3 separate regions of the Homo sapiens genome follow, and all the other regions are linked to region 1. Evidence: chromatin loops called from intact Hi-C (ENCODE). Cell type or tissue: heart right ventricle. All regions are shown on one strand.

Evidence for each region. A loop is a pair of places that touch in the nucleus more often than their neighbours do. Peaks named below come from ENCODE experiments on the same cell type or tissue, not always from the same donor. Only the 100,000 strongest peaks of a DNase experiment are listed, where the experiment ranks them.
Region 2: it touches region 1 in a loop (3-fold over the local background); 25 of 110 quality-filtered maps call a loop at or near these places.
Region 3: a loop joins it to region 1, with 2.7 times the contacts of the local background. A loop is called at or near these places in 25 of 110 quality-filtered maps.

What each region holds. Positions count from the first base shown.
Region 1 is chr9:92,633,904-92,636,403 of GRCh38, reverse strand. It overlaps IPPK (inositol-pentakisphosphate 2-kinase), which reads left to right. Exons shown (of 13, transcript NM_022755.6): 10 at 1,096-1,246; 11 at 1,916-2,018. Among named protein-coding and RNA genes, the nearest start is that of IPPK, 35 kb to the left of the region's middle. In heart right ventricle, CTCF peaks have their summits at 1,310 and 1,512 (motif pointing right); a DNase peak (open chromatin) is centred at 1,543; H3K4me3 peaks cover 683 bases; H3K27ac peaks cover 1,692 bases.
Region 2 is chr9:92,511,192-92,513,691 of GRCh38, reverse strand. The region is part of intron 5 of CENPP (centromere protein P); the gene reads right to left. ECM2 (extracellular matrix protein 2) reads left to right here. Exons shown (of 10, transcript NM_001393.4): 5 at 1,566-1,681. Among named protein-coding and RNA genes, the nearest start is that of MIR4670, 16 kb to the left of the region's middle. In heart right ventricle, no CTCF peak of the experiment used is centred here; no DNase peak of the experiment used is centred here; H3K27ac peaks cover 1,152 bases.
Region 3 is chr9:92,506,663-92,509,162 of GRCh38, reverse strand. All of the region lies in intron 5 of CENPP (centromere protein P), which reads right to left. All of the region lies in intron 6 of ECM2 (extracellular matrix protein 2), which reads left to right. Among named protein-coding and RNA genes, the nearest start is that of MIR4670, 20 kb to the left of the region's middle. In heart right ventricle, a CTCF peak has its summit at 978; no DNase peak of the experiment used is centred here; H3K4me3 peaks cover 313 bases; H3K27ac peaks cover 2,500 bases.

The sequences.
Region 1 (2,500 bases):
TGGCCTCCCAGAAAGTTAGGATTGCAGGCGTAAGCCACGGCGCCTGGAGATCACATGCATTTTGTTCTTTATTGACCATGCATGGATCTGCTGTAATTTTAACAAATCCCCTCTAGTTGGGCATGTGAACTTTTACTCCTGTTTCCCTGCATGTTGGCATTTTCGTGCCGGGTCCTAGTGAAATCTGCAGCTGACTACAGTTTTCCCCCTGCATGGACACCTTTCTTACTGTGTCTTTGCCTGTAGTTTGGTTCTTTGTGGGAGATGGTTGCTCCCTTCAGTGGCAGGAGATGATCTGGGACTTGGTACCTCCCAAGCTCACTTGGCACCCTGTACAGCACAGGTGCCAAACAACTGTGAGTGGCAAGTGGAGTTTTGTTTCTGCCTCTGTCCCTATGATATAACAGGTCCTTGTCAGTGGCTTTGACCCCTGTCTGTGGCTCTGTGTGGCTGGTTCTGAGCTCGTGCCTGTCGCCAGCCCAGGTCTTACCTGCCTCTCAGTGTGGGCTCATGGCTCTGGACTCTGCAGACAGTGTCCCAGGGTTTTCCTCCTTTAGTGGTCTTGCAGATTTAGGATGTCAGCAGGATCTTAGAAATTCCTTGCCTTGCAGTTGCAATGAGTCGAGATCACGCCACTGCACTCCAGGCTGGGCCACAGAGAGCAAGACTCTGTCTCAAAAAAAAAAAAGAAAAGAAAAAGAAGAAATTTTGTGACCTGACTTAAAATGAGGATTATGTCTAAACTTAGATCATAAAGTGACTTCCAGGGCTGTTGTGGTGGAATCTAAAGGACATTCTGAGAGTTGTGTTGGGAGAGGAGAGCCACGAGGCAGGACATGTGCATTTCTTGCTCCCTCCTTTGTGCTTGGCCTGGTGCATCCAGTGTGGTCCAGGCACGCTGCAGCTCCAGCAGCTCTGTGAGGCGGGAGCGTCATCTCGTCTGTCCTTAGTGCCAGTCCAGGGTGCAGTCCTTGCCTGTGGTGATGCCCGTATGGCGGAGCCCAGGATGAGCCCTGCGGTCTGCGCCGGCCTGTGTCTCCCTCCACGTTCTTTGATAATCAACATGCTCTCGTTTTCCCCTGATGTTCTCGGTAGGAAAAAACACCCCAGAGCGCTCGGGGTTACCGAAGGGCTGTCTTCTGTACAAAACCCTCCAGGTGCAGATGTTGGACCTGCTGGACATCGAAGGCCTCTACCCTCTGTACAACCGGGTTGAGCGATACCTGGAAGAGTTTCCCGAGGAGAGGTGAGGTCGGGCGGTCCCCCTGTTGGGCAGCCCTGAGAGGAGACTGTGGGAGTGGGCAGGGTAAGAATGCGCCTCCCAAGGCACAGCTTCCCAGGAGGATGAAGCATGCCGGCCACTTCCTACCCCAGTCCTCCGCTCCCAGGTGCCCAGGCCTGCTCTGGAATGTAGTGCCTTGTAAAGGAGGAACAGGGTCACTTGTTTCTAGAAAAGAAAGCACGTCTGTGACCTTGCTAATTCGAAACCCCAAGATGGGGCTGAGCCTGCAGAGGGCAGTGTTGCTCCACAGCTGAGCAGCGCTCCTGCAGGTCGTTCTGTGTCAGCCCAGCCTCTGTCCTGGGCTTTCACTGCGGGTCATTGGGGTCCACACCCGCGGTGTCCAGTCGGGGCCAGGATCCTCTTCCTTCCTCGCTGGTCTTCCTTGCATCTCTGACGCAGGATGCTACTTGTCATGAACAGGAGAAGGCTCAGCTTCAAGGCTCGCTGGTTCTGGTCTTGCTGAGTTCTGTTAAAAACCTTGATGTTTAACATGAGGGAGATAGATCTGTTATGTGTTTTTCAAAACAAAATGTGTGATGTTTAGTGGTGCTGGGCTTTGTAGACTGTTAGCAGTTTAAGAAACAACCTCCGTGCGGCTTTGTCATCCTGTTTTTATTGTGCTTTCTTCTTCAGAAAAACCTTACAAATAGATGGGCCTTATGATGAAGCATTTTACCAGAAGCTGCTTGACCTTTCCACTGAGGATGACGGGACAGTGGCCTTCGCGCTAACGAAGGTGGGCAGACCCATCCAAAAACTTGCTGTGTGATCCTTAGCTTCTTAGCACTAATCTGTTTTTTTGTTTTTTGTATTTTTTTTTCCATTACCTACCCCTGAGGTTTAAAGCAGAAAACTTGGGATCAAAAAGAAGTGGCTGAAGTTTCTCCCAGATGAACTGGGGCAGGTGGTGGTGCATTGAGGTTTTAAGGGGAATTTCCCTTGGTTGAGTTCTGCCCTGGCCCGTTCCTGGTGGGGTCAGGCCCCAGGGGCGGCCGATCTGCAACCCATCTGCATGCCTTCTCAGCAGCCCACAACAGGCTCTCTGCCAACTGTCCCTTGCTACAAGGCCCTTGCCAGGGTCCTGGGACCCCACCTGTGCCTCTGCCCTGCCCCTGGCTGTATGCGGGCGGCTTCCTTCCCTTAGAACCGAGGCCAAGGGACAGCCTGCAGGAGTCTCTTAGGGAAGAGGACTGGCCCTGTACTTCCTGGGTCTGTGAA
Region 2 (2,500 bases), 120 kb after region 1:
CAATACATAGCCCTTTCAGACTGGCTTCTAATGTTTTTGAAAGCCACCCATTTTGTTTTGTGTATCAGTAGTTCATTCCTCTCTTCTGCCAAGTAGTGTTCCATCATGTGGATGGGGCAGGGTTTCCTATCAGTTAAACGTCATCTGAGTTGTTTCCAGTTTGGGGTGATTATGTATAAAGTTGCTATAAATATCCACGTACAGATGTTTGTGTGGACCTAAGTGTTCATTTCTCTAGGGCAATGCCCAGGAGTGGGACTGCGGATATGGTAAATACATGTTTAAGTTTATAAGAAAATGCCCCACAGTTCTCTAAAGTGGCTGTTCCTTTCCCACCTGCATGCTGGGGAGCTCCTGCCTCTCTGCAGCCTGCCCGCACTTGGTACTGTCAGTTGTTTTCTCCCTTCCTTTTTGACATTCTAGAGGGAATGTGGTCATCTAGACCTTCTGCCCATGTTTCCATAGGACCACCAGGGAGGGCTCTGAGTGGAACAACAGCAGGACCAGGTGTGAGAGGCTGGCTGGTGGGGACACTTTGGGTGCTGGGAGCAGCAGGAGCATTCGTCTGGGTAATGAGGCCCCCATGCCACGGGTGTCCCTGGAGATGCTGGGGTGAGGGAAGCTGAAAAGGTCAACACATTTGTGCAGAGATGGCCATCTGTGACAGCACACTGCCAGTGTCAAACATAATAGAAGCTTCCATGGCCTCTCTGACAAAGGATTTCATCCTACTTTCATATGATCACCTAAGGAACTCCTCTCATGCTCAGGAAAGTCCCTTCCTCCTGTGGCCTATACACCAGGTATGCTCTGCCCTAAGAAAACCCCATTTGTGAAAGTCTAAAGCCTTGGAAAAGATAAATGACCCATGCTGAGCTACACTGTTATGGTTTTATAAGAAGGTCACCACGTGGCTTTTATGGTATGTACTACTGGTATGCTCACTTTCCGGGTTTAAAAATTGACTACTGAACTTAACTAAATGTTAAAACAAAAACCTATAAAATTAAAGCATACAGGAACCTTTGTAGATTGAAGCCGTAGAGGCATAACATTAGATCTGAGAGAGTCTGGGAGATGATCTCCCCAAGCTTCTTATGCAGAGATGGAGACAGGCTCAGAGGAGGTGAGTGATTGGCATGAGCATTCATGGACAAAAACAGAGGCATGTTTCTAGTCCAGGAAAATGGCTATGGGAAAATATGAAGAATAAAAATCAGTTTCTGTGTAACCTTCCACACCTTTGTTGTAAATGTACAATGTTACCAGTACTCTCCAGCAGACCACATTCTGGCTGTGTTAAGCACCTTCATCTAAACCATGATATATTTACAGCTTGATGAATCCTTAGAGAGAAAATGTCAACTATGTTAAACCATCTATTTCCAGCTTGTTACTTTTCTGAACATGCTTTGGTTATATAATATATATTCTGTCCTTGTTCTGAGTATTGCTTTCTCCTCCAGACAAAGCTCTCTCTTGATATCTATGCACACATGCCCATACATGTGTGTACATGTATGTATATGCACACATGCCTAAAACATAACCGCTGTGTGTCCTAGGCAATTCCATCGCCTCCATCCCAGATGAAGCATTTAATGGATTACCAAATTTGGAAAGGCTTGATCTGAGTAAAAATAATATCACTTCTTCAGGCATAGGTCCAAAAGCATTCAAGGTAAATACATGCTCTGATTTGTCTATTTGGATGAATGGCTTCACTATGACTTGCATTGGTTGGAGATGGGGAAGGGAGGAAAAGGAAAATGCTTCTAATTGGTAGTCTTCTTCTAAGAAAGTTTCCTCTCTGATGTCCCTAATTTGAATTCAAGTTTTCCCTTGAATATAGTTTACTATTTTACATACTTTTAGCTTTGCTGTAAGGACACCAACAATAGCATCAGTGACAAAAGTAATGATTTTAATTTATGGAGTAGTTTCTTCCCAAGTAACTGAAAACATGCTAAAATCTGGTCTTTTAGCATCTGAAGTATTTTCTGGAAACAAATTGAGCCTATCTGGAACCTCTGTTAACATTTTTCAGGCCAGCAAGACACTGCTTCCTTTTTTTGTGTGTGCAATCAACAAAACCTGATGGAGGATACTTTGGCAGAAGGGGGTTCTGGAAAAACAAATAGGCTCATATAAAAATTAGGGATAGCTTGGGGAAGAAGAGGGAAAGAGAGAGAACAGGAAACAGCACAGAGTAAACCTTTGAAAGATACAGATTGGACTAATTATATATTTAAAAAAAAAAAAAAACAGGCCAGGCACAGTGGCTCATGCCTGTAATCCCGGCACTTTGGGAGGCCAAGATGGGCGGATCATGAGGTCAGGAGTTTGAGACCAGCCTGGCCAACATGGTGAAACCCCGTCTCTACTAAAAATACAAAAAATTAGCCGAGCGTGGTGGCATGCACCTGTAGTCCCAGCTACTCGGGAGGCTGAGGCAGGAGAATCGCTTGAATTCGGGAGGCGGAGGTTGCAGTGAGCCGAG
Region 3 (2,500 bases), 130 kb after region 1:
GCCTTTAGTGAGCGTGCCCCATGTTCTGTGCACTCGACATTGCTGGAAATGGCCCCTCTTCTGCTTGTTTCGGGACTGTGCTAGACAGCTGAAGTTGTCATATTGTGACTCTGTATAGAAGAGGCTTTATCACATTTTACTTTTCATGAATTCTAGCTAATGCCTTTGATTGTACTGTGTACTTTTTTGAGACAAGGACTGCCTACCTTTTCTTTTTATCTTCCTAATAGTCTAGCATAGCTCTTGAGGTACAGTGCTCAACACTGTCTGTTTCCTTGCTTTGAAACATATTATGTTTTTATTTATTATGTTATTTATTAAACAAAGCCTTTAAAGGAATAAAACAATTCAATTATTTCCTGTAGCTCCCAAAAAACTTCACAGGAACAAAACACTTCTGGTATTGAGAAAAGAACAATAATAATGAGAATTGCCAAATCTGAGGATTAGTTATGGAAATACTCAATTTCCAGATGGATTTCAGGACACACAGAAAAACATTAATAAACACAAATTTTGATGCAGACTGCCAAATGGGAAAGACATTAGAAAATTCAGTTTCTAACTGCTGAAGACCAAAGGGTGTCAGCAATTTAGAACAACTGTACTAACAGGCTGTATATGAACTATAAGTCAGTCACACTTTTAGTTGGGTTATCAAAATGAGATGTTATAAAACATGCACTCCTGATTGTGAACGTGCTTTCACACACCCCTGGAACTGCCTTCCAGAGTACTCTTCTCCTCCCTCACTCACAAATGCTTCTAGATTCCCAGAGTGTTGACAGGAAGCCAGGGTGAACGGGCTGTCTGCCTGCCTTTCTTAGCCCACCTTTCTCCACAGTCCGAGCACCCGAGGAGCCTCGGCCCCATGCCGGCAGTGCTTCTGTCCTCCGGCTCAGATACCCCCGGCTGCACTCCCTGGGTGGGCTGAGTTCTAAGAGCTACTGCAGTACTGGCCCCTCGGGTGCTGGGCTCCCCCTGGCTGGGAGTCCTGATGCTGTGGATGGTCAGGCTGGCTGCCAGGAGTGCTGTGAGGGCACCCTGCTTCTGTGTGGAAGCAGGTGGCCCACTGCTCTCCCGTCATCTCTCTTGGGGTGGCTCCTCACTCATGACCTTTCAGATTATAGCTCCAGAGAGGGGGAAGGAGGGCACTCCAGGGAGAGAAAACAGCACAAAGATGCAAATAAATGAGACAATTTGGGATACTGTGGGAGCTGCAAGCAGGCACGGTGAAGGTGAAAGGCAAGCAAAGAGCAGCACAAGGGGCTGCACACACCTTGCTGAAGGGCAGGGAATTTACCTGCAGGAGGAGCAGAGTCCACCTGAGATGTGCACACGTGTTATGGAGAAAGGGAAGGACTTACAATTGAGAGAGAGGTGTGAAAGGTGGAGGGAGGGACAGCTGAGGAAAACCAGGCACGCTTTAAAAGCATTTTTGTTGTCACTAATGACTGAAACAACTAAATCAGGAGCCCTGGAGGCTGCTCTAGTGGATGACCATGTGATGCTGCCTGCCAGGAACATCGAGGCACCTGCCATGTCCACAGCCTGTCATGGTACCACCCACCATGGAAGACTTCCTGTTTCCTGTCCATGAATCCTTTCAACATCCACCTCAAGTCTCACCTACAAGAAACGTTCTCTAGCTCCATCCTATTTCCTGTTACCTCCTATTTCCTATATATACCAGAGAATAATTGCAAAAGAAAACACAGTGTCCTGAATTTGCACTGTTTCTCTCTTTTTCTCTCAGTCATGTAATGGCCACTAGTTCATTTCTGTTATCTATTTTTCAATGAAAAACTTCCACTGCATTTCAAAACTTCACCTATGTACTAGAGAAAGATGTCAGATTCTCAGTACCTTTAGTTTTGGAAATGAAAGAGAATATGAGGAAATATAACCACTTATCCCAATTTACTGGCTGGCCTGGCTACTTCCTGTTGCTCAGCACTTCCATTAATCCTGAGCACCACCACCAGGTTAACCTTTGTAAAATGTGGCCCTTGTCCTGCCATCCCCATCTTGCTGCCTAGAGAATGAGAGCCAGACGTTGTTGTCCAGGGTGCAAAGGCCCTCCCAGAATTAGCTGAGTGTGGTGGTGGGGGCCTGCAATGCCAGATACTCGGGAGGCTGAGGCAGGAGAATTGCTTGAACCCGGGAGGCGGAGGTTGCAGTGAGCCAAGACCACGCTATTGCACTCCAGCCTGGGTGACAGAGCAAGACTCTGTCTCTAAATAAAATAAAATAAAATTTAAAAAATGTAAAAAAAGGCCCTCCCAGTGTACTTCTCTCTGAGCACCAACCTTCACTCCACTGTGCACAGCCACTCCAGGGCTAGTCTCCTCTCTCCCTGAGCAAACCCACATGGTCTTTCACCTACATGTGCTCAGCTGGCTATTTCAGCTTGGAAGTTCCTCCTACTTCTATCTAAATCTTTCTGTCTGTAGGAGCCTGGCACTTTCATACCACTCACATCTACACTGCTTTTTCTTCT